Regions from separate parts of the Homo sapiens genome. Here region 2 is linked to region 1. A link is a loop called in an ENCODE intact Hi-C map of the cell type or tissue named here. Cell type or tissue: sigmoid colon. All regions are shown on one strand. Each heading gives the region's core, and the rest is flanking DNA. Links, peaks and the distances in the headings are about the cores only.

Region 1 (12,470 bases), core at 1,957-9,956:
TTCTGGAACCTTCTTCAAGTTCTCTGGGCATAGAGAGGGAGTTTGGGAGGGGGATGTTTTTAAACCACTGACTCCTGTTATTTCTGTTGAAGGGCACGCTGACATAGCCTCCTTGTGTCTCTCTGGTTTTTCATTAGACAAAGCAAAGCACTGGGGCATTTTTCCTGTTTGTGTGACCCCACGGAGAGCTGTGGGATGACCCCCCCAGGCAGAAAAAGTCACTGACCGGTGTCTGAAATCTGAGGATGTCGGTGGCCTGAGGCTGGGCGCGTAGGTCTACTCCAAACAACGGTGCATTCTCGATCAAGCAATTTGAATAATTTAATTTTTTTCCTCTGAATGTGAGCATGTATAAAATGTTAATTTCGTCAACAAGTGGAGAAAATGCCACAGTGAATCTGTTCTCAGATGGGATACCTGCTATGTGGAGAAGCCTGTTGAGAGGGCCGTGAACATCATCATGGTTTATTAGCTGCACAGGCTTTTCCCTTTGTTTCTATTCATTTAATTCAAAGCGAAACAACTCAGCATGCAAAACTAAAATTAGCTGGGAAAAAAAAAAGGTGTAAGTGAATAAACAGGCTGATCCATTAGAGTCGATGGGTTATGGGCTCCCTTGCCACTCCTCAGACAGCGGCCTATTAAAAGTGGTAATGTCCGCTGCCAGCAACACCCCCGGCAGAGAAAGAAGGCCGAGGCAGGCCTATTTCACATGCATCAGACACAAGAATTAAATAGACCAATGTTCCCTAAAAGACTGAAGTACATCTCTTTCTGACGTTCATTTCAGGCAAAAATTCATTGATCTCAGTATGTCCCTTGGCAATTATAAAATATTAAATCCAAGTCACACTTTTCTAGTTGGCTTAATTTTTTCTCTTTTCACAGCTTTCTATTTGATCAATTTTAACAAGTCAGGAATAGCATCTAATAATAAAAAAAAAGTGCAGAGTTTTAAAAGTTTGTTCTTTTGACATTCTTTCCTTTTTATTTTGTTTTGGGTTTGCATTAAGTTTGCGTTATAGAAAATGTCTTGGATGCTATTTTAACAAACAGAACATGAGAGAGCCAGAAGTTTCTTTATTGAGAATGATATTCATTAGTAGGCATTCAATGATAAAGACACAGCCTGATTTTAAAGATTTCCTTTTTTTTTTTTTTTTTTGCACATGTCTAAACAGCCTTCTTATTGTTTTGTAGTCATTAATGTTCTCCCATTCCAAAACTACCATGTGGTTTAAGCTAGGAGTATCAGATAGGGCTAGAGGTTTGCCTGCGCTCCACTGAGACTTACAAAAGATGCATATCCCTTTTCCCTATTTTTCTGCATATGTAATTTTTTAGCGTTTGAAGTTTGTTAATTCAGAATATAACATAAATGCTAGCATAGACACACACGATAAAAATGCAGAATTTGGGGAGCCTATTTTCATTAGAATATCAATACGGGAATTATCTGGGGAAAATGTTGCATAATACTAACTTTACACTCCACTTCTCCTTGCCGTAAATTAGACAAACATTCTCCAAAAGTTATACATTTATTTTTGTAAGATATAGAATCATCCCATATGAAATAATAAATTCTGAAATAATAAAATCTGTGATTTCCTCCCTATTTTAGGTTTTCCCGTGAGAACAGTGATATTCATTAATTGTCTACCATGTACTGATGCCTGATGCCTTCATTAATTTCTTTTCTTTTTTCTTTTTCTTTTTTTTTTTTTGAGACGGGGTCTGGTTCTGTAACCCAGGCTTGAGTGCAATGGCATGATCTCAGCTCACTGCAACCTCCTTCTCCTGGGCTCAAGCCATCCTCCCACCTCAGCCTCCCAAGTAGTTGGGACTACAGGCACATGCCACCATACCCAGCTAATTTTTGTATTTTTGGTAGAGATATGGTTTCGCCATGTTGCCCAGGCTGGTCTCAAACTCCTGGGCTTAAACCATCCTCTCTCCTCAGCCTCCCAAAGTGTTGGGATTACAGGCTAAATGTTTTATTTATATTCTTTCATTTAATGGATCACAAACCCATGAGGTCATAGTATAGTCTCCACTTTTCAGATAAGAAGTCCAAGGGGCTCACACTCACCCAGTCACTACCCTCCTTGGCCAACAAGGCCAGCCCTTTTGGGGTTTGTGTGCAGCAGGATTGGAAACAAAGGGGAGGGAGGGAAGGTCAGGGTCAAGAGGGAGAGACCTGGGAAGAGTGCTGCGGAGTGTTGAAAAGACCAGCAACTGCAGCCTTCCAGACAAGAGGCAGGAGAGAAGGGACAGGTTTAAGATGCAGCACTTGTGATCTTGTATCTCCTTCAGAGTGTTTGAGAAATGGCAGGATTGAACTTGTCTGACTTTGAAATTACATTTAAGCTGATGGATTCAGGTTCTTTGTCTGAGACACTGACCTGAGACTGGACCACATGGGTGACAGCTTTATAAGCACTAAGGTTGTTCTGAATGGCCAATTATAAACAATGTTTCCAAGAGAATTCCAAATCAAGACTGAGCATGGGGACACAAAAGCTCTAAGCCCGGTGGCTCTGGGCTCTCAATAGGCCTTGCCTGGGTCTCTAAAGAAGCCTCAGGTGTTTTTATCTGCATGCTCTTTGTGGCTGCCATTGTCATTCTCCTTCTATTTCTGTTCTTCCTTCATGTCCAGACCTCTTCCTCTTTCTCACCATGTAGCAGTCATGAGTTATATTTTTCTTTCTGAGGGGAAAAGAATTTGGCCCTTTCAGATGATTCGTGCCCTCAGGGCCCAAAATGTGCTGTAAGCCATCCGTCACATCTGCTTGTGGGACCCTAAGGCTATGGCCAGGAGTGTGTACCACTGTGATGAAGCCATCTACCTCTGGGCATCCCACAGTGGTGTCCCCTCTCTGAGTCACCAGCTCCCTTTAGGGTCTGCCCCTTCATCTGCCTGCTGGGACCTCTTCTACCATTCCGGCACCTAGAACATGGCTTTTCATGGAATCAGTGTCCAGGAAAGATCTGTTGCACAGAAGCATGGATGAATGGATAAATGGGTAGGAGGATAAATGGGTGGATGGGTGGGTGGATGGGTGGATGGGTGGATGGATGGATGGGTGGGTGGATGGATGGAAGGATGGATGGATGGGTGGGTGGATGGGTGGATGGGTGGATGGATGGATGGGTGGGTGGATGGATGGACGGATGGATGGATGGATGGATGGATGAGTAGGTGGATGGGTGGGTAGGTGGATGGATGGGTAGGTGAATGGATGGGTGAGTGGGTGGTTGAGTGGATGGGTGGATGGGCAAATGAGTGGATGGATGGGTGGGTGGGTGGATGGATGGATGGGTGGGTGGATGGATGGATGGATGGATGGATGGATGAGTAGGTGGATGGGTGGGTAGGTGGATGGATGGGTAGGTGGATGGATGGGTAGGTGAGTGGATGGGTGAGTGGGTGGTTCAGTGGAATGACTGGATGGGCAAATGAGTGGATGGATGGGTGGGTGGGTAGGTGGGTGAATGGGTGGATGGATGGGTGGGTAGGTGGATGGATAAATAGAGCAGTGAATGAGTGGACAGGTAAATGGGTGGATGGGTGGGCAGGTGGGTAGGTGGGCAATATAGTTTTGCTGTGTCCCCACCCAAATCTCATTTTGAATTGTAGTTCCCATAATCCCCACCTGTCATGGGAGGGACCCAATGGGAGGCAATTGAATCATGGGGGCGGTTACCCCCATGCTGTTCTTGTGATAGTGAGTGAGTTCTCACGGGATCTGATGGTTTTATAAGGGTTTTTCCCCTGCTTGCTTGGCAGTTTTCTCTCCTGCTGCCTTGTAAAGAAGGACATATTTGCTTCCCCTCCCGCCATGATTGTAAGTTTCCTGAGGCCTTCCCAGCCAAGCAGAACTGTGAGTCAATTAAATCTCTTTTCTTTTTAAATTACCCAGTCTCAGGTATTTCTTCATTGCAGCATAAGAATGGACTGATACAGTGGGTGAATGGGTGGGTGGATATGTGAATGGGTGGATGGATGGGTGGGTGGGTAGGTGGATAGACGAATGGACGGATGGATAGGTAGATGGGTGGGTAGGTGGGTGGGAGGAAGAATGGGTGGATGGGTGGGTGGATGGATGAACAGACTGGAGGGTGGTCACCAGTATCTTATAAATTCCTGTTAAGAACTAAATATGCTGCACCTCCGAGGAACATAGCATTTTTGAAAGACCTAAGAAGACTACTTTGCACAGAGAAATGTGACCCAAAATCAAGGTTTCTCAAGGTGTGCTCTTCTGACTACCTGTTTTGAGAATCACCTGAGTTGAAGCTGGGCACAGTGGCTCACGTCTGTAATCCTAACACTCTGGGAGGCTGAGGCAGGCGGATAACCTGAGGTCAGGAGTTTGAGACCAGCCTGGCCAACATGGCGAAACCTTGTCTTTACTAAAAATACAAAAATTAGCCAGGTGTGGTGGTGGGCACCTGTAATCCCAGCTACTTAGGAGGCTGAGGCAAAGATAATTGCTTGAACCTGGGAGGTAGAGGCTGTAGTGAGCCGAGATCATGCCACTGCACTTTAGCCTGGGTGACAGAGCAAGACTCTGTCTCCAAAATAAAAAAAATAAAAAGAGAGAGAGAGAGAGAGAATCACCTGAGTTCCCTATTCATTTGAGTCCATGAGCTCTGCCCCAGCACCGCAGACCTACTGAATCAGAAATGTACATTTTCAATAGGCACCCCAGTTAACTCTTGTGCATTCCACTGTTTGAGATCATTGCTTTTCTACAGGTAAGCTTTCAGGAGTTAGGCAGGCTGGTATATTGGAGATGGGGTAGAAAGTCTTACTTGATCTTGGCAGCTGAGACGTTTTTGCTGTCTGCATTAGCCATGGCAGCCCCAGGATCCAGCCCAGCCCTCCTCAACATGAGGTTGAGGATGGGTGGATGGATGGATGGGTGAATGGGTGGGTGGGTAGGTAGATGGGTGGGTATGTGGATGGATGGGTGGGTGGATGGATGGATGGGTGAATGTGTGGGTAGGTAGGTAGATGGGTGGGTATGTGGATGGATGGGTGGGTGGATGGATGGATGGGTGAATGTGTGGGTAGGTAGGTAGATGGGTGGGTATGTGGATGGATGGGTGGATGGATGGATGGATGGATAGATGGATGGATGATTGAGTAGATGGATGGATGGGTAGGTGGATGGGTGGGTAGGTGGATGCCACCAGGCAGAGGCTATGCTCTCACAGCCCCCACCCAATTCTACCCAAAGCAGGATTACTCTTCACACCCTGGAAGCAGGGTGCGTCTTTGCAGCTTTATCTTGCCCCCACCCTCCACTCCACTGCCACCCACAGCCAGCTCCATGTGTCCCAGGGACCCTTGAGGAGAAAGTCCTCCAACCTCTTTGGGTCTGCAGTTTGTGCACAAAGGCTAACTACAAGACTATCCAATTCCCCCCAGGAAGGGGCCCTAGGTTCCTAAGTGGAACCTCAGTTAGCTCATCTGTAAAATGGGGGTAAAAATAACAACCTCTTTGCTTTGTTCAGCAGAGGGCAGCTTGGTTGTTCCAGACACCTCATGAATGTGAGTGCCTTGTGCAAGCCTAAAAATGCACAAACATAAAGGTATAGATGCACACATGCACATTTTAACCTTGAGTCTTGAAGTACCTCTGGGGTGATTTCCTTCCTCCATTGGTGGAGCTGGGGCAAGGCTGTCCTCCTCCCCAAATCCAAACCTTTGTGTGCCTTAAAGGAAAAATGTGTCTCTTGGAGCTCAGTGTGCCATAAAATTTTGCAGAACCTTTGAGAGTTACAGCATCTCCCACAATTCTGTTTACATATTTGATTTTCTTGTTGTATTAGGAATTTGATCAGGTTTGTGATCATCGTACCCAAGTACCTATAAGCTACAGCAGCGACCTGTGTCTATGAATGAGCTGTCTTGCAGGTGTTTGTATTCAATGCATATTCCAAGTGGCCAAAACCCTGTATACATTCCCCATCCCATGTTAACATCATGTTTTTTTTTGCCGAACATAACATGTTTCTGGAAATTCCCAAATCTTTTGCGCTGAAACTCAACAATATTATCAGTCAAATGGTTCTGTGTAAAGAACCCTTTGGTGAACTTGATTTCCCTCTAAGGATATACTCATTTTGAAGGTCATGGTGGTGACTTGCCAGGGCGGTGACCTGAGAATAACCTTTCTTTGCTACCTGTGTTTCTGCTCCGTGGTGTTAGCATTTGGAAGTCTCTTTCCCTTCGAGTTTCCACAGCTAAATAAGTTGCAGCCCCTTCAGCTATACTCATAAAAATTTGCTTCCAGACAACATGGTCTGTTTATTGTGTAATAATCGAAATGGCACTAAATTGCCATGATTGCTGAACACTTAGGAATTGTATTAACCTCTTAAGTGCTAAGTGGTTCTCTGTCATCTTTCAGCTCAGATATGTGGCGAAAACGTTTCTGTCCCTGTGCTTCCCTCACCCCATGTCCTCAGGCCCAAGTTGTGCCCTAGTATCCGGCTGGACTCCGCTTGTACCCTGCTAACCAGAAGAGTGTCCTTCCTGGTTTTGTGGCAGAGATGGGAAGCTGTCCCCAGCAGGGCACCCTGAGAGGCTGGATCGGCCAGTATTGGCCCACAAGGCCCCGATTCTGTCCCCTGGTTTCAGCTGTGTTGTGCCTTTTGATGACAGTCGCTTTATAGCTTGGTTTGAGAACAGATTCTCCAGAGCGGTGGGGGTAGCTGGCTGTTCTGCTGAAGCCACTTTCTTGGAGAAGCTGCTCCTAGAGGTGCCAGTCCGGCTGCCCTGCAGGAAGCTGGGTTGCAGTGGCGTCCCTGGGCCCTGCCCACACTGCTCCTGCGAGCGGCAGGCCCGGGAAGGAAGAGTTAACCAGAAATGGAGCGGCACCGCTCCCGGGCAGGCAGCGTCGCTGCAGAACAGAGCAGCGTTCGTGCTAAGGCAAGTCATTTCCCGAAACACTGCAGACACACGGCCTCAGGCAGCCTAAAACCTTTGGAGACCAAAATGGCTCGCAGGGGTTGGAAGTAATAAGGTGTTTTTCCCTTCTTTCTCCTTCACTGAAATTCTGCGAGGTTGCTCTGCATTTGCTGGGGAACAATGGTGTTGTTTTTGTGTTTTCTATGGGTATTAAGATCCATTACGCTGTGACATTTTTAAGATTGGTTATCCTGTAGTTTGGTGTTAAATTGAAGTTGTTTGTTTTGAATTTAATTCTTTCATTTTTCAAATGGAAAAAGGCAGCTCTGCGGTGTGCGGTGTGGCTGGTTTACTGAAGTGTGCCTGGAACTCGCTTTTCAGCAGATCCCTTTGCCATCCCAGGAACCTCAGCAGAATTAGCCACGAAAGAACATGACCTATTTCCCTATTGGAAAGTCTGTCAGGATCCTTGGAGACGGCTTTCAAAACTGGGGACTGGGGGTCGTCTCCATTGTGTCTCGAGAGAAACAGGAGAGGAGCTGGTTTTTAACAGAATGTTATACATCCAATCTGCTATGCTTAATGCAGCCTGGATATAATTATTACTACTCTCTGTTTACGACAGCAGCCGAATCAGCTTCCATCCAACAAATGGCCCAGCAGCAGTGGGCCAGCCGCCGCCGAAATGACATCTGTTAATTCTTTGTCAAATACCCCCTCGGTCTCCCTTTCTCCCAAACAGCTCTGTGGTTAATTACGACTTGGGCGTCTGACACAGTCTTTCGAGTGGAGAGACAAGCTTAAGGGCAGGGAGAAATTTGGCTTCAAGAAATTCCCTTCTTTCTCTCTCTTAAAAAAAAAAAAGCCGTAGCAAATTGTTTAAAATAAACATTCATTCGTGGCACCAGAATAGGTTGTTGGAATATGTTTTGATTAAGCCCCAAGATTACAGCGTTACTGTATAGCGTTGTGTCGAGAGCCCCAGTCCTTCACGGAAAAAAGAATCACATCAAATCTTTGTAAAGCCATAAAAAAGTTTCCATCAGGAGAACATGGGCAGCCGTTGTGACCCTTGGCCATGTGAGCCAGGGACCTAGTACATGTTTGTGCTGCCATTATCAACTGAGTGAATGGTGAAAGGCAGTTTCATCTTAATTGGTCACTGGAAGTTGAAAAGACCAATCTCATAAACCAAAATGTATGCCCAGCCCAATTAAAGAGGTGCTTTACTTTAAAAAAACAAAACAAAACAAAACAAAACAAAAACCTTTTTAACTTTTTTTTTAAACTGTTTTAAATTTTTTATGTTTTGGCTGGGCTCGGTAGCTCACACCTGTAATCCTAGCACTTTGGGAGGCTGCAATGGGCAGATTGCCTGAGCTCTGGAGTTCAAGACCAACCGGGGCAACATGGCAAAACCTCATATCTACTAAAAATACAAAAAATTAGTTGGGCCTGGTGGCACATGCCTGTAATCCCAGCTACTGGAGAGGCTGAGGGACAAGAATCGCTTGAATCTGGGAGGCAGAGGTTGCAGTGAGCCAAGATTGCACCACTTCACTCCAGCCTGAGCGACAAAGTGAAACTCTGTCTCAAAAAAAAAAAAAAAAAATATGTTTTGTAGAGATGGGGGTCTCACTATGTTGCCCAGGCTGGTCTTAAACTCCTGGCCTCAAGCAATTCTCATGCTTCGGCTTCCCAAAGTGCAGAGGTTACAGAAGAGGTGCTCTACTGTTGTGTTGGCCAGATTTCCTCCCTGGAGCCTGTGTGTAGTGGCCAGCATCTGCTACTGGACCTGTGTATCTGGGCGCCTCCCTACCTTCAACTCCCATCCTGCCCTCCCTCCACAGCAGGAGCTGTGGAGTCCTAGGCCTTCACTTTGGCCTCCTCCTCTGGAGGTACCCGCAAGCACAGGACTGATATTTGTGGACCTAGTGTTCCAGCCCTCTGTTGCCTGCCTGCTCGCCGACCCTGGGTTCTCACTAAGTGTCTCTGCCATGCAAGTGCCTGTTGGCTTCTCAGGTGGGGTTCACCAAAGGTTTGGCCAGGAGATACCCCCATAGGACCAGAACCACTCAGACCTGGCATGGATGTCCATCTTTGAAAAATGCAGGACGTCCTCCCTGCCTTTGCCCATCTGTGGAGCCGGCCATGCCCCAGGAGGGTCTCCCAAGCCCTTCCCAGCATCAAGGAAGCTCCTGATGGCTGCATCCTGGCTGCACAGCTGAGCTCTTGTCTTGAGACAAAGGGGAGTATCTTGCAGCCTGGGAAATTCCAAAGCTTTCCAGGTAAGACCCCAGAGACCCCCATACTCGGCCTTTGGCAGAGGCAGCCCCGAGAATCCTGCCCAGTCACAGACATGAACAAGAGCTATTCTCTGGTTAGCAGGCAGCAATGGAAACTCATTCCATTCTGACCTTCTCAGATACTATTTTCAACTTCTTTGCCATTTCTGATAGAAATACATTAGTGCATTTCAGAAACCCCATAATCTGCCCAGATTCCTTCTTTCCAGCAGCATCTTTTGAGATGCCACCCAGATGGGCTCTGAGGGCTGCTCCTGGTCCTTCCCAGCAGAGGGGGTCTCAATTCTTTTTTTTTGAAACGGAGTCTCACTCTGTCACCCAGGCTGGAGTGCAGTGGTGTGATCTCAGCTCACTGCATCCACCTCCTGGGTTCAAGTGATTCTCATGCCTCAGTAGTTGTGATTGCAGGCATGCACCAACCATGCCTGACTTTTTTTTGTATTTTTAGTAGAGACAGGGTTTCACCATGTTGGTCAGGCTGTTTTCGAACTCCTGACCTCAAGTGATCTGCTCGCCTCAGCCTCCCGAACTGCTGGGATTACAGATGTGAGCCACTGAGCCTGGCCTGAATTCAATTCTTAGAAGTCACAAGGGGGCATGGAGTCTCTGAGGGTCCCAGATGTACGCTGCTTATATAGACACTCTGGAGCTGCCCCAGGCATTGATTTCTACAAATATCAGGTGATATGGTTTGGGTGTGTGTCCCCTCCAAACCTCATGTTGAAATGTGATCCCCAGTGTTGGAGTGGGGGCCTGATGGGAGGTGTTTGGGTCATGGGGATGGATTCCTCATGAATGGCTTGGTGAATGAGTGAATTCTCGCTCTGAGTTCCTGCGAGATCTGGCTGTTTAAAAGAGCCTGGCACCTCTCTCCCCTCTCTCTTGCTCCCTCTCTTGCCATGTGACACACAGCTCCCTTTTTCCTTCTGCCATGAGTGGAAGCTTCCTGAGGCCCCACCAGAAGCAGGTGCTGATGCCATGCTTCTTGTACAGCCTGCAGATCTGTGAGGCAAATAAACCTCTTTTCTTTATCAGTTACCCAGGTCTCAGGTCTTCCTTTTTAGCGACACAAAAATGGGCTAGAACAAACCAGGAGTTCTAAGGTGCCCTCTGGCCAGCATCTTCTCTTAAGTCCGTCCAGCACCGCAGCAGAGAGGATACGTTACAGAGTCGCCACGCAGGTCAAGTGCTGTTTCACTGTCAGTTTCCTCTCCTGTAAGATGGGAGGGATGTCGGCACCTCTTCCACAGGGCTCGGGCAAGGACGAGACAATTTATGGGAAGCCCTTAGCATGGTGCCTAGGACACAGATAACATTCGTTGTGCATTATCATTTTTTTTCTTCTGTTTTTAATTTTCAAAGACAGGGTCTCATTCTGTTGCCCAGGCTGGTGTGATCATAGCTCACTGCAGCCTTCAACTCCTGGGCTCAAGTGATCCTCCTGCCTCAGCCTCCTGAGTAGTTGGGAGTACAGGTGTGCACCACCATGCCTGGCTAATTTTTAAAAATTTTTTGTAGATACAGAATCTCACTATGTTGCTCAGGCTGGTTCTGAATTCCTGGGCTCAAGCAATCCTCCTGCATTGTTCTTTGCTTGGGAATCCAGCCTAGTCCAAGCGGACAATGAGTTGTGGAGTGGAGGGAATGACTCTAGAAGGAAAGAGAAGTGTCATTTCTGCATGGACCAGTGCACCAGGATCCTGACTCGTAGGACACCAGAAGGGTCCTAGGCCCTGAATCAAAGTCAGACATTTCAGTTCTATGCTCCAGTGCTGTATCTCTGGTCTCAGTTCTGAATAAACCTGTGTGAGACAGGTCCTTCTAGCTTTTCTCATTTTCAGCAATCAATCCCTCCAAATAATATACATAATTTGATTCAAAATAAGATATGTGACAGGCACACACTTGGGAGAGAATACTGAAATGAACATACTGGTTTTGCTCCCTGCTGGCTTCTTGCCAGTGGGGTGTGGCTGTGAGACAAGCTTCCTAAACTCACCTCATATGCAGCCAGGCGCTCAGGCGAGATCGTAGGTGGTCCTGTGCCCCATCTCAGAGCCCTGCTCCTGGCTCATCCTGGCTTCCACCCTGTAGACAGCATCTCCCCCAACTCCACATGCTTGGATAAACTGCCTTATGTCACCACTGTGTGCCCCAGAGTTTGGGTCTGTATCTGAGGAAGGGAGGGAAAGGAACTGATTAGAAGTCAAAGCCCCCTTGACCAGGTGTGGTGGCTCACACCTGTCATCCCAACACTCTGGGAGGCCATGGTGGGCAGATCACTTGAGGTCAGGGGTTTGAGACCAGCCTGGCCAACATGGCAATACCCTGTCTTCACTAAAAATACCAAAAAAAAAAAAAAAAAAAGGTAGCTGGGTCAGGCGCTGTGGCTTACACCTGTAATCCTAACACTGGGAGGCTGAGGTGGGTGGATCACTTGAGATCAGGAGTTCAAGACCAGCCTGGCCAATATGGTGAAACCTTATCTCTACTAAAAATACAAAAATTTAGCCAGGTATGATGGCATGCACCTGTACCTCAGCCACTCGGGAGGCTGAGGCAGGAGAATCACTTGAACCCAGAAGGTGGAGGTTGCAGTGAGCCGAGATTGCGCCACTGCCCTCCAACCTGGGGACAGAGCGAGACTCTGTCTCAAAAAAAAAAAAAAATTATCCAGGCATGGTGGCGGACACCTGTAGTGCTGGCTACTTGGGAGGCTGAGGCAGGAGAATTGTTTGAACCTGGGAGATGGAGGTTGCAGTGAGCCAAGATCATGCCACTGCACTTCAGCCTGGGCGACAGACTGAGTGAGACTCCATTGCAAAAAAAAAAAAAAAGTCAAACCCCCTCATGCACCAACCCTACCCCAAGCCCATGCCCACTGTGTCCACTGGCCTCCTGCTCTTTGCATCCTTCCCCTGTGGGCAGGTGCAGGGAGCGGGCCATGGACACTACCTTGGGAGTCCCCTGTCCCACCAACACCCCCACCCGCTTGTCCAGGACAGAAGTAGGGTGGGCCCTGGCTTTAGGGTGGGCCCTTAAAGGTGGGTTGGGGTCACCCACAAGGCCCACCCCTACCACCTCCATGAGGCTGAGACTTTGGGGCCGTGACGGAAGCTTTCTTTAGACTCTGTCCTGGGGGTGCACATGTGGATTAAATTAGAGCAATATGTTTTTCAAACAGCATCTTGGCTGAAAAGTCAAGCAGATAAATGGAAACAAACCCAGCTTTATGTGACTGG
Region 2 (12,470 bases), core at 1,505-9,504, 92 kb after region 1:
ACTTTTTGTTTGTAGAAACGTGGTCTCTCTATGTTGCTCAGGCTGGTCTCAAACTCTTGGCCTTAAGCGATCCTCTTGCCTCTGCCTCCCAAAGTGCTGGGATTACAGGTGTGACCACTGCATCTGGCCAACTTCTATCTTTTGATAGGAGGTGCTGAGTCCACTTGGCCTTTTGACTTGGTGGTTCTGACAGGACCCAGTTCATGATGGGCAGCTATGGCTGCAGTTTCATTGAGATCCCACGGTGATATGGTTTGGCTGTGTCTCCACCCAAATCTTATCTTGAATTGTAGTTCCCATAAGCCCCACGTGTCATGGGAGGGATCCACTGGGAGGTAATTGAATCGTGGGGGCGGTTACCCCCGTGCTGTTCTTGTAATAGTGAGTGAGTTCCACAAGATCTGATGGTTTTATAAGACGCTTTTCCTCCTTTGCTCGGCACTTCTCTCTCCTGCTGCCATGTGAAGAAAGACGTGTTTGCTTCCCTTTCTGCCATGATCGTAAGTTTCCTGAAGCATCCCCAGCCATGTGGAACTGTGAGTCGATTAAACCTCTTTCCTTTATAAATCTGGGTGGCAGAGGACCTTGTGGGAGACTCCTCCCACTTCTCTGTGGTCCCAGATCCTCGATGCTCAGCTCTGTTCTGAGCTGGGGGCATAAGGGTGCCATCACCCAGGTCTAGCACAAGGCCTGACACGTGTGACCGCTCTAAGTGTTGGATGGAGATGTGCTGATAGCCTCTTCTATGCGCCGAATGTCCCCTGACAATATTGTGTCCTATGTTGAAATCCTCAACCCCAAAGTGATGGTGTGAGGAGGTGGGGCCTTTTGGTGGTGATTAGGTCCTAAGGGTGGAGCCCTCGTGAATGGGATTAGCACCCTGATAAACGAGGCCCTGGGGAGCTCCTCACCCCTTCTGCCATGAGTTCACAGCAGGAAGAGGGCCCCCTATGAACCAGGAAACCGGCCCTCCCCAGACACTGCATCTGCTGGCGCCTTGATCTCAGCCTCCAGAACTGTGAGAAATTGTTTGTTGTCTGAGTCACCCAGTCTATGGGATTTTTGATGTAGCAGCCCAGACAGACTAAGATGGATGAAGACAGCCCCTCAGCCTCATTCTGGATCCTTCTGGGCATGGAACTTGACCGTAGTACACCCCTCCTTCAATGGTTCCGCTGTTTCCAACACAAAATCCAATCTCCTTATCCCTTATCCAAAATCCAAGGATCTCCCTGACCTGGCGTCTCCCAGTTCCCCCATTCCGTGATCCGCAGATGTCTATGTGGGGCTCACACAGTGTTTGTTCACACTCCCCTGGGCTCAAGCCCACTCCTCCTTCTGGTCCCGATTCATGTCCTGAGAGCCAGCGCTAGGAGGTCGCATGCTCCATCAGTCTTCGGGCACTCAGCGGGGGTCCAGGCCAGGGCCCCCCACCCTCAGCCGTGTTCCTTGGTCACTCTCCAGAGCCTTGGGTCACTCTCCACTGACTGTTAGGCCAGCAATCCTGCCTGCAGATCTACAGAGAGCCGAACCTTGAAAAATGATGACGAGCCCTTCTCCTCGTGTCATTAATCCTCTCATGACCGAGGCATTTCCCCCAGGGTGGGCACAGGCCCAGGGTGACTGATGGCACCTGCCCAGCCTCTTGAGGACTTTGGCCAGTGGGAGGTGTTGACAGCATTTCCCAAGTGAAATGCCACATGGAGATTAATGACCCCCGAGCTGCGGGCTTTGGGTGGGCAAGGCTGGAGCATAGCGGGGCCCCCCAGCCTGCCAGGTCTGTGGAACGCTTCCTGCACCCCAGTCCTCTCAGCCCCTTCCAGGAACAGTGCTGTGGGTTCGCTACCTTTGCCCGGGTTCTCAGGATCTCTCAGAAATGGTTGCCTCAGCTTCACGCCTGAAACCTCAAACACAAATAATTTTCAATTTGCCTTGGAGTTTCAATCCCACAATCCGATGTTAAATAATAGATTAGCTGCCTCAGGGAGAGAAACAGGATTTAAGAAGAAGAAATAACTAAAAGGAAAAGTAAAATTCAGCACATCGGTTTGGAGAGCAAGAATGCAGCCTTCCCTCCCGGCCCAGATTTGCCGACCCCATCTCATCCTCCCAGACGTGGCTCGCTTCCGGGTCTTAGGGGACTGTCATCCACACAGCATGGTCTCCCCAGAGGCAGGCTGGAGGCGTCAGCAGTCCTGGGCTCATCTCCAGCTGGTGCGGCCAGATTGGCAGACTCCGTCTCCCACGCCCCTGCTCTCAGGCCCTGCACGCGGAGGAGGGGGCTGACCTGTAGCCCCAAAACCACCACCCACCAAGGCAGAGAGAGACAGATGGGTGTGGGTGGTCACAGGCAAACTCAGGTAGTCACAGGCAGGTGGATACAGGCTGGAACAGGTGACAGCAGGCAGGTAAGCAGGCAGGTAGCAAGTGTGAACTGATGGAGCCAGAGGCACAGGTACAGGACCACCGTGTCACCAGACCCCAGAGGAGGCTGAAGAGGGTCCCTCTGTGGGGCGTGACTTGTTCACAAGCCCTGGAACCGAGGTCATCTCCATCCAGGAGATTATCATGGTGGGCAGAGGTGAAAGTCATCATCGTGATCCTGGCCACTGCCACCCCTGGCCACAGTTTGCCTGTCACCACAGGAAACCACACCATCTCCAAGGTCACAGGTCCCCAACTCCCGCCTCACTTCCTCCGCAGACCCCAGCGCCTTCTCTCTGCCTATCAGCCCTTCCTGTCTTGATGCCCTTCCTCATCCAGCCTTGTCCTGATTGGGTGACTATTCTCTGTGTCCTTCACTCCTCTGTCACACAGGTCTAGGAGGAGCCCCGCTGTGACCTTGCTTATGCTGCAGCAGGAAGGCATGCTGGTGCCCTGCACATCCATCATAAACTGCAAATGGGTGCAAAGCAATGCCTGAGACACTCCCTCTCTTTCTCCAGAGAGCTTGTCTTTCCCTTGCCCTAGTGACCATTCAATTCCTTCTCTGCTGTCGCAAAACCTCCTACCCCATTGGAACACCAGAGAGCCAGTAAGAACTGTGCACTCATGGGCACACAGAGCCAGGGCCAAACCATCAGGCTCTGAATTCTGGAAGATCCCCATTATAGCTGTGTGGCCTTGGGCAGATTACTTAACCTCTCTGTGTCTCAATGTCTTCATCTGCAAAAAATGGGGAGGATGATAACGGTCTTCCAGGGTTGTAGTGAGGATTAGATAAGCTCTTATATGTGAAACGCTAGCCAGGCGAGGTGGCTTAAGCCTGTAATCCCAGCACTCTGGGAGGCCGAGGCGAGTGAATCACTTGAGGTCGGGAGTTTGAGACCAGCCTGTCCAACATGGTGAAACTCCGTCTCTATTAAAAATACAAAAATTAGCCCGGTGTGGTGGCAGGCCCCTGTGATCCCAGCTACTCGGGGGGCTGAGGCAGGAAAATTTCTTGAACCTAGGAGGCGGAGTTTGCAGTCAGCCGGGATCGCGAGGGGCAGGGTACAAAAAATATGAAATACTTAGAGCAGTACCTGGTAAACCGGTAAATTCCATAGTTACTTATTACTTTAGGTGCCAAGGCAGGAGATGCTAGTGTGATAATGGCTTGGGTTAAATGACAGCCCTGGAGAGGGAGAATGGACATGGATTCAGTATGCCCTTGGGAGGCAGGGCGAAAGGGACGATCCAGGGCTTGTAGGGAAGGCTGAGCCGGGAAGCCGGGAGAGGAGGGGCTTGAGGTGTGAAAGGTGTGCGGCTCAGGTGAGACGTTCAAGTGGAGACACCCGCTGGACGTGCCGACAGCTGGGGGTGAGGCGGCTGGCCATGGGGGTCTACCGATCAGGGCTGCAGGGGCAAATCCGGGAGTCTAGCACAGGGGTGATGGGGAGCTCGCCCAGGGAGTGTGTAGGCAGAAGAGTGCCTGGGATTGCCAGCGTGCGGCAGTGGAAGGTGCCTTGTCAGCGGACTCTGCGGGTGGCAAGATTGGAAGGCAGGCCAGGGTGGGGTCCAGAGTGGAAAAGGAGGTGAAGCCATGGGGGCTGAGGGGTGGGTTCTGCCAGGAAGGAGAGGAGAGAAATGGGCAGGCGCTGCAGGGGCCATCTGGCTACGGCTTCCCCGTTTTTAAAGGTGGGGCATTGACAGCTTGTTTTCTGCTGATGGGAAAGCCTGCTGTGTGTGCAGAGAGGGCGCAGGTGCGCGCGGGAGGTGCTTAAGGAGTAGGCTAAGGGACTGGGATCTGGTGTGTGTGTGTGTGTGTGTGTGTGTGTGTGTGTGTGTGTCGGGGGTGACCTCTGGCCAGTGCAGGAGGGGAAGTGGAGGACAGGGCTCAGCGTGGGAAGTGCATGCACTTGGCTGAGACAGTGAGGGACCTTCCGGTTCTTCCCATTTATTTCAATGCAGCAAGAAGCCCCGTCCTGAGCCGTGCATGTTTCTGTGTGTTTACGTGTGTGTCTGTGTGTCCGCGTGCATCTGGGTCTGTGTGCATGCGTGTGTCTGCATATCTGTCTGGGTGTGTGTTTGTGAGGATGGGTGTCTGTGTGTCTGTGTGTGTGGTTGTGTGTGTCTGTGCGTCTGTGCCTGTGTGTGTGCATGCATTTGTGTTTGCGCGTGTGCGTTCGTGTTGTGGTTGAGGTTGGAGAAGGCCTGACATCACCCTGATGGAGCGTGCAGGACAAGCCCCCGGGGAGGTTGTGGATGTCACTGCTTTAGGGGCGCTGCGGGTGTTTGGGGGCTTAGTGTTAGCACAGGCGGGTCCCCTGGAGCTGGTGGGTTTGAGAGTAACCTCTGGAGGCCGCCCGCAGACAGTGGAGGGGCGGGAGCCCCGTGACCCCATGGTTGGGAGGGCGAGGTGACAGAGGAGCCGACTGCGCGGTGGGGAGGCTGGGGACGCGGGGCGCCCGGGAGCTGGAGCCGCGCGGCCAGAGCGCTGCTGCCACCTGGCGGCCCCGCCGGGGATCCCCAAGCCGCTGCTCGGGAGCGGGGACTTAGCCCCACCTGGCGGCGGAGAACGGCTCTGCGCCTGTGGGTACGAACGCGAGGGAGCCCCTGCCGGCCGCTTGGGCGCAATCCCAGCTCCAACTCCTGCGCTGCACAGCTCTGGCCACGCCTTTCTGTGCCTCAGTCTTCTCACCTATACAGTAGAGCGAGGCATGAGTGGACAGCACCGCTGGGAGAGGGGCACTGGGCAACGCACACGAGGCCACAGCGCAGCACCCAGCACGAGTGACCCCCGACACCTGCACCCCCGACACACTCAGGGTCCCAGTCCCTTGGTCTCCTCTTTAAACACCTCGCGCACGCACCTGCACTTCTCCACGCTCAGCACTCACTGTCCACTTGACTCAGGCTGGCATACCCAGGTGGCGCGGAAGGGTCGCCCAGGCCCGTGACAGGAAGTTGCTCTCTCTGCCCTCTGCCCCTGCCCCCTGCCCCCTTCCCTAGCTTCCAGAGCTCTTGGCACCTCCAGCTGCTCCCCTGCTCCTCCTTTCCTGAGGCCGGCCCAGGGTGAAGGAGAGGCAGGAGGATAGTCCCCTAGTAGCCCCGGCCTGGCCCAGACCCCGGGTCCCCCTCTGCTGCCATCTCCCAACAGAGCCTCTTGTGCAAAGCGTGCCCTGGGCAGTGAGAAGGGCCAACAAGCAGCCAGGCCAGGGCAGTGTGAAGAACCCAGCTCAGGGCTCCCACACCCCCTCCCCGGCCCGGGCAGGGCAGTGGGGCTAACATACAGTCCTCTCCCCACACCCTGCTCCCCGGGGCGCCTGCCTATTCCTCATTCAGGAGTCATGGTACCCATCAGCTGGGAGTCCCCGGAGGTAGGGGCAGTGTTACTTGAGCCCAGACTACCCCACCCCCAACTTTCACCTTTGCCCATTTCTGGATCCCGTGGTTCAACACAGCCTCTTGTGCCCAGCTCTGGGTCCCCTGGGCTTGTAGAGCAGTGGAGGAGTGAGGGACGCCAGCAGGATGTTCGCTGGGTTCACCACGAGTGCTCCCTGAAGAGGAAGGGGCCAAGAAGAGATAGGGGCAGTGAGGTGAGGCCGCCTCCAGGCCTCAGAACCATGGGCTCCACAGGCTCCTGTCCCCCACCAAGGGGCTCAGCCCTGAGGATGAAATTGGCAAACCCTGCCTGAGAGTAGGGGGAGATGATGGGGGACCCCCTGTCCACTGCCTGCCTGACTTTGTCCTGGGCCCCTTGGACAGGCCCTGTATGGGCCACCAAACCCTGTCGAGACAGCAGGGAGGAGGGGGAGCTGGGGGGAGCCAGAACTGCCCGAGTTTCCCACCTGACCATCTGTGTGGACCTTGAATCCTATCTCCCCAGGATACTCAAGGCCTTTGGGGCTCCCAAGCCCCAGGAGGGACCCTAGGCTTTGGGACGTCTGTTCTCGTCACCACTCAGAGAGTGGGGCTCCCATCCAGGAGGTCTCAGCCACTCAAGGGCAGAGGCCTGGCAGGGACTTCCCTGGGGCCGCCCGGAGGGGCCCACAGGGGGACCAAGCTGGGGAGGGCCCTGGGGCTTGGGCTGTTCTTCTCCCAACTCAATGGGCCTCCTTTGCCCCTGGGAGCTGCCAGTGGCCCTTTCTAGGGTCTCTGATCAGTTGGCCCCTTCCAGGTGACATCCACAAAATGGCCAGCGAATGGGCAGGGAGAGACGAGGAGCAGGTGCACGAGATGGTCCTGGAGACGGGCAGGACTCAGACTGCACACAGCCCACACCCGGCATGGACGCGGGCTCACACACAATGCACACCCCTCACTCCAGGAACACACACACACAGACACACACGCTCCCACTGACCCCATAGCACAGGCTAGAAACACACACACACACACACGCTCACACCCACCCCACAGCACAGGCCAGATACCTCCCTCCCCCCACACACACCCACATACTCATTACCCATTTAGCCCACAGCACAGGCCAGACACCCACACAGACACACACCCACGCAGACACACAGACCCACATTACCTGTATGCTCACTCCCATCCACATGATACAGGCCAAACATACACTCACACTGTACAGGCCAGACACACACAGAAACACACATACAGACATACACTTACACCCACCCACCCCACAGCACAGGCCAGACATACACACAGAGACACACACAGACACAAACACACACATGCTCACACCCACCCCACAGCACAGGCCAGAGACACACACACACGTTCACACCCACCCACCCTACAGCACAGGGCAGAAACACACACACACACACAGACATAGACACAGACACACACACACACGCTCATACCCACCCACCCCACATCACAGGCCAGACACACACACCCACATGCTCACACCCGTTTATCCCACAGCACAGGCCAGACATCCACACAAACACACCCACCCACATGATCCATATGCTCACACCCACCCACAGTACAGGCCAAACACACACACTCACAAACACACATGTGGAGAGTATAGGCCAGACACACACATAGACATATACGCGCTCACATCCACCCACCCCACAGCACAGGCCAGACACCCACACAGACACCCAGACACACACACAGACACATGCACACGTGCACACACACATACTTCCCTACCACTGCACTGAGTCGGCTCTTCCTGAGCCCTGTGAGGTTTGGGGCTGGGGTTGGGGGTTGGAGCTGGGTTGGTCTCCAGGCTGGGCCTCTGGCCTTCAGTTGGAGGTCACTCTCAGGGCTGTCAAGTGGTGATCATGGTCACTGCCTGCACCTGTCTTCTGTCATCACCACCTGCAACAAAAGCCCCCCACTGATGGATGCGTTGTGTGTCCACGTCTGTCCAGCTTGAGCCGGCGTTTCTCTGAGAGATGATACAAGTGCATGTGCCTTCTCCCCCGACACACACATGCAGACGCACACACACGCTCACCCAGGGGAGGGGCTGTGTCATCCTCACTGTCTCCAAGCTGCTCCCAGATGCTGTGTCAGCGGAGAGTTCAGGTGTTCCCTGCTGAGCAGATGCCATAGGGGCACTGCCTCTGGCTTCACCAAATGCACCCATGACCAGGGACACTTTCCTGCACATGAACGTGGTCTCACGTTTGAGCACCGGGACCCAGGGCACCTCTTTTTAGGTTGTCCTCAGCCAGGCACTTCCCTGTCTCCTCTCACATGGACCCTGGTCCTGGCCAAGGTGCAGGGCAGCTACTCTGGCTTTCTGGGCCCCTCAGCATCTGCTGTCTCAGCTTCCACGGGTCCCAAGAGTTCCCCAGGCCCTGACCACAGCCTCTTCCCTGCCCCTCTGGGTCACTTCTGTTGGATGGTCCAAGCCGCTTCCAGCTGGAACCCGAGGGAGGTCTCCCTGCTTCTCAGATCTCCTGGATGGATGTTACCCCAAAGGGGCAGGAGGAAGGCTCAGTGCCTTGTTCCCCTTTGCAATGTTCCAGGGTCCAAGATGGAGGCAGAAAAGGAGATGGAGCAGCTCAGGCTGGTGTGAGCCTGGGGAGATTCCAGAAGCACCTCCAACTAGTAATACAGGAGCGCCTCCAACTGAGGATCCAGCAGCTCCTCCACCTGGGGATCAGCAATTCCTCCACTTGGGGATCCAGCATTTCCTCCATCTGGGGATCCAGCAGTTCCTCTACCTGGAGATCCAGCAGTTCCTCTATCTGGGGATCCAGCAGTTCCTCCACCTGGGGATCCGGCAGTTTCTCCACCTGGGAATCAGCAGGGCCTCCACCTGGGGGTCCACCCAGGGATCCAGTGGCACCTCCACGTGGAGAATCAGCAGCATCTCCCCTAGCAAATAGGGACAGACAGAGGGCAGCCTCCTGGGAGGGCCCACAGAGCAACCCACAGAATGACCCAGGAGGGCATGCAGAGGCTCCTGCAGACAGGCTGACAGAGGGCAGAGACTCCAGAGTCAGGCAGCCCTTCCCATCACAAACAAAACCCAAATGCAGCCACACTCATGCCCACACTCAACACTCCAACAAACACCTCCTCCCAGACCTTCCCAGAACCACATTGACTGCTGACACTTCTGGAGCCCTCTCTGGTGTGAACATGTATGCTTTTGGAGAAGTTTCCTCTATGGCTTCTCCTCTCCTCCTCCAGAGCATGTGCATCCTGACAGCCCTGAGGTGGTTTTGTCAGGTGAGTGGGGCCAGGGATCAGGGTGAGTGGGGCCAGGGATCAGGGTGAGTGTCTGCAGATGACAGCCTCAGGCCAGAGTCCTGCTTGGCTCAGAGGTGCAGAAAGCCAGGGACAGCCTTGCTTCCTGCTGGGAGTACCACACCCACCGAGATGCATGCCCCGTGCCCCCTGGCTCCGGCCTCAGCCCTGATTGGCAGCTTGCCTGGAGAGCTGGCTACTGCTCTGGCAGTCCCCAGAGGCCCCTGCAAGGTGCACTGATAAGAAGACACCCCAGGAGGCCCCCATAGGAACAGGCCTATCTTTTCCTTTCAGGATTAATGTGCCAGGACTGAGACGGAAGCACCCCAGTTGACTGGGACCTAGCCTCAGACGCCTGCAGGTCCTGGCTGAGAGCCGCTGGGTCCTCTGTGCTCTTCTCCCAGGAAGCTGCTCCTGAACTGGACTTCTCTGCAGTGGGGCCTGCAGCACCTGGCTCAAGCTGCCCCGGGAAGGCAGAAAGAGCCCCAGAAAGCCCAGCCCAGGGTCCACGTGCTCCCACGCCACCACAGAGTACACACCGCTGCTCTGGAAACCATGTGCTTTATTTGGAACCTTAATCCAAGGGAACCTCCCCCCTGGCTCGTAGAAAAGCTGCAAACCACGTGGTTTGGTCCAAGGCAATGGCTAAGGGAGTGCGGGACATCCCTTACCGCTGGGCCCCCCGTCCTCTGGGCCTCAGACTTCCCTGCTCATCAAAACTGTCGGCTGAGCTCCAGGGGTGTCTGCCCAGTTCTCAGCCTCTCCCTCAGCCAAGGAATGAGGAAACAGGTACAGGCCAGGGGCTGGGGTCCCCATCCAAGGCTGGGCGCCTCTGCCCCCCACCCGGGGCCTGCTGCCTCCCACAGCGATGGCTCCTCACGTCCTCAGAGCCCTGTTGCTCCCAGGATGAGGAGCCAGGGACAGGAGGATGCCCGGGAGCACAGGTGAGTGACCGGGGCAGGGCGGCCCCGGCCAGCTGCGGCGCCCCTCAGTACAGATCTGCAAAGGGCTTGGAATAGTTGAACATCAGGTAATCCATGTAGTAGAAGTCGTAGGTGCGCTGCCTTTGCAGGGCCGAGAGTTGGGCGAAGTACTGGTGGGCGATCCTCGCTGTGGTCCGCGCCTCCTGCGAGTGCCGGTCCTTGAACCGGGGGAAGGTCAGGTTCCGCGGCGCGCGGATGAGGCTCAGGAAGAAGTTGGCATCGTCCTCCATGCTCTCGAACTTGCCTACGAAATCGTAGTCGATGAGGCAGGGGCTGCAGAGCCGGCTGACATGGTCCCAGTGAATGTCCATCCCCACGGGCCGGTGCACGTCCAGCAGGTACTGGACGAACTCGGGAAAACGCACCCCAGAGCCGGTCCGCAGGGCCTCCCGAGAGGCATTGGCGCGGTACCGGGCCAGGATGGCCTTGCCGAAGACCGGGTGATAGTAGCTGTTGGGGTGCTCAAACTTGTCGCGGAAGGCGGACACCAGCCTCTCGAAGGGCTCGCGGACAAAGAGCATCTTGGTGTAGGTGCTGAGACGGTGCAAGATACCCTGGCGGTCGAAGGTGTCCAGGCGCTTGAGAGCGCTGCCATAGTGGACGGTGTTGTGCTGGATGTCGGCAGTGGACGAGGCCAGGCCGGCCAGCACCATGAGCACCCGCTTCCAATTGGAGCAGCCGGCCTTGGGCACCTCGCAGTAGAGCACGCGGTGGCGGTCCTCCACGAAGATACGGGACACGTGGCGGGGCGTGACGGCCCGGCGGCTGCTGCTCGCCCGGTACTTGGCGCAGGCCTCCTGCATCACCCGCTTGCGCTCCTGCTGGCTCCGGTGCAGGCTGACCCAGCGGCCATCCAGCGTCCCGGGTCCCGGCCGGATGAAGGGCGCGTCCGAGCTGTTGGCCGGGATGGTCGCCGCAGCTGGCATTTTCTTGATGAGCAGACGGCGACGGCGCTGGCGGAGCCGCAGACGGGTTCCCCTCTGCAGCGGGGGTTGAGGCTGGTCAGGCGCTGGCAGGTTGCGGCCCCTCGGGGCCCCACTGGATAAGTCCCGAGTGACCCTCTCTGTGGGTTCCTTCAAGTCACCATCCTGGGAGCCGCCTGGTGGGAGGTCCTGGGGCAAGAAGAGAAGTGGTTATCTGAGTGGAAAGGACAGCTGGGCACTGAGGGCCACACAGGTCAGGCTCTCACCACGGCTGGGGTTCCTGTCCCTCTCAGGTGAGGGAGACAGGCTGACTCTGTAGGTGAGACCCCTCCGGTCTGAGCCCTGGCCCGGCACCCAAAGGCCTCCCTCCCGCTGAGGTGTAAGTGTCATTTCGGCCACAAGATGGCGCGGTCCTCCCAGGAACCTGGCCTGGGAGAGGGTGGCGGGAATAGGTGGCCTGCAGGCGGGCTCAGATTTACGGCCTCTATTAGCACCGTGCAAAGAAGCCTTCTAACAAGGAAGGGAAAATTCATGGGTCCAGAGCCCTGGGCTTTGTTCCCAAGGCTCCTGGGAAAGGCTGGACACATTTTTCTTTCCAAGAATGGATCCAATGTGAGCTCCTAATTTTCTTCCCAGCCCTCCCCAGTTTCCCAAGGGCTGTGTGCACTGAGATTTATCTGACTCTCAGAACTTACGTGGTGGGGCTGCCTTGGCCTGATGTTGAACTTTATTCCTGAAAAGCAAACAGAGGAGAGGACAGTATTAGCGGATCTGCCACATGGCTCCCAGGGAACTGCTTATGGGCTGCTGGCTGTGGACATCCAGGCTGGAGGGATCTTGGGGTAGGCTCTAGGGAAAGGCAGCTTAGGGCATGGCTCAGTGCTGGAGCCCCTCCATCCCCTACCCATGCAGAAAATGGGGACGCAGCAAACATGTGGTCCCACTGGCTCGCAGCTGAGGCTCTCTTCTCTGCATCACGCCTGCCTCCTGATGTGATCTACAAGGTCTGGAAAGGCACCCTGCCCAGGTGTGCCCATACCTGCCCTGTGGAGCAGCCAGGACTCTCACAGGCCACCTCCTCCTGCACCCCACCATGTCATTAAGTCACAGGGAAAGGACCCTTCAGAAAGCTCGATCCACTCTCTCTCCACACCCCATCAGCCATGCCCCAGTTCTGGCCACTGTGGATTCTCTATGCTTGGAATATGATTCACACCCACACCTTTGCACACACCAGGCCTAGGAATGGAACGTGCTTCTTCTCCTCTTGCTACAGGAAGTTCCCTAACCTGGGCATTTGCTTTGTGATCTTGGCCTTCTCAGCTGGCTCTGGAGTTCTGGGGTGAGCTAAGCATATCTTGCTCGCCCTGGTCTCCCCCAAAGCCCTAAGCAGCGCCCAGGTAGAGGGTAATTGTCCAGCGTTAACTTACTGATGACCTCAGGAAGA

What was found. Peaks named below come from ENCODE experiments on the same cell type or tissue, not always from the same donor. Only the 100,000 strongest peaks of a DNase experiment are listed, where the experiment ranks them.
Region 2: it touches region 1 in a loop (8-fold over the local background); 4 of 110 quality-filtered maps call a loop at or near these places.

What each region holds. Positions count from the first base shown.
Region 1 is chr19:33,863,386-33,875,855 of GRCh38, reverse strand. LOC124904693 (a long non-coding RNA gene) reads left to right here and starts at 6,826. Exons shown (of 2, transcript XR_007067230.1): 1 at 6,826-7,037; 2 at 7,243-7,832. RefSeq lists an enhancer at 6,086-6,728. In sigmoid colon, for the core only: no CTCF peak of the experiment used is centred there; a DNase peak (open chromatin) is centred at 6,915; H3K4me3 peaks cover 1,449 bases; H3K27ac peaks cover 313 bases.
Region 2 is chr19:33,770,699-33,783,168 of GRCh38, reverse strand. It overlaps CHST8 (carbohydrate sulfotransferase 8), which reads right to left. Exons shown (of 5, transcript NM_001127895.2): 4 at 11,719-11,756; 5 at 9,663-11,212. The coding sequence ends at 10,106. Among named protein-coding and RNA genes, the nearest start is that of KCTD15, 20 kb to the left of the region's middle. RefSeq lists a silencer at 4,783-4,942. In sigmoid colon, for the core only: CTCF peaks have their summits at 4,782 (motif pointing left) and 4,990 (motif pointing left); a DNase peak (open chromatin) is centred at 4,998; H3K4me3 peaks cover 443 bases; H3K27me3 peaks cover 4,296 bases.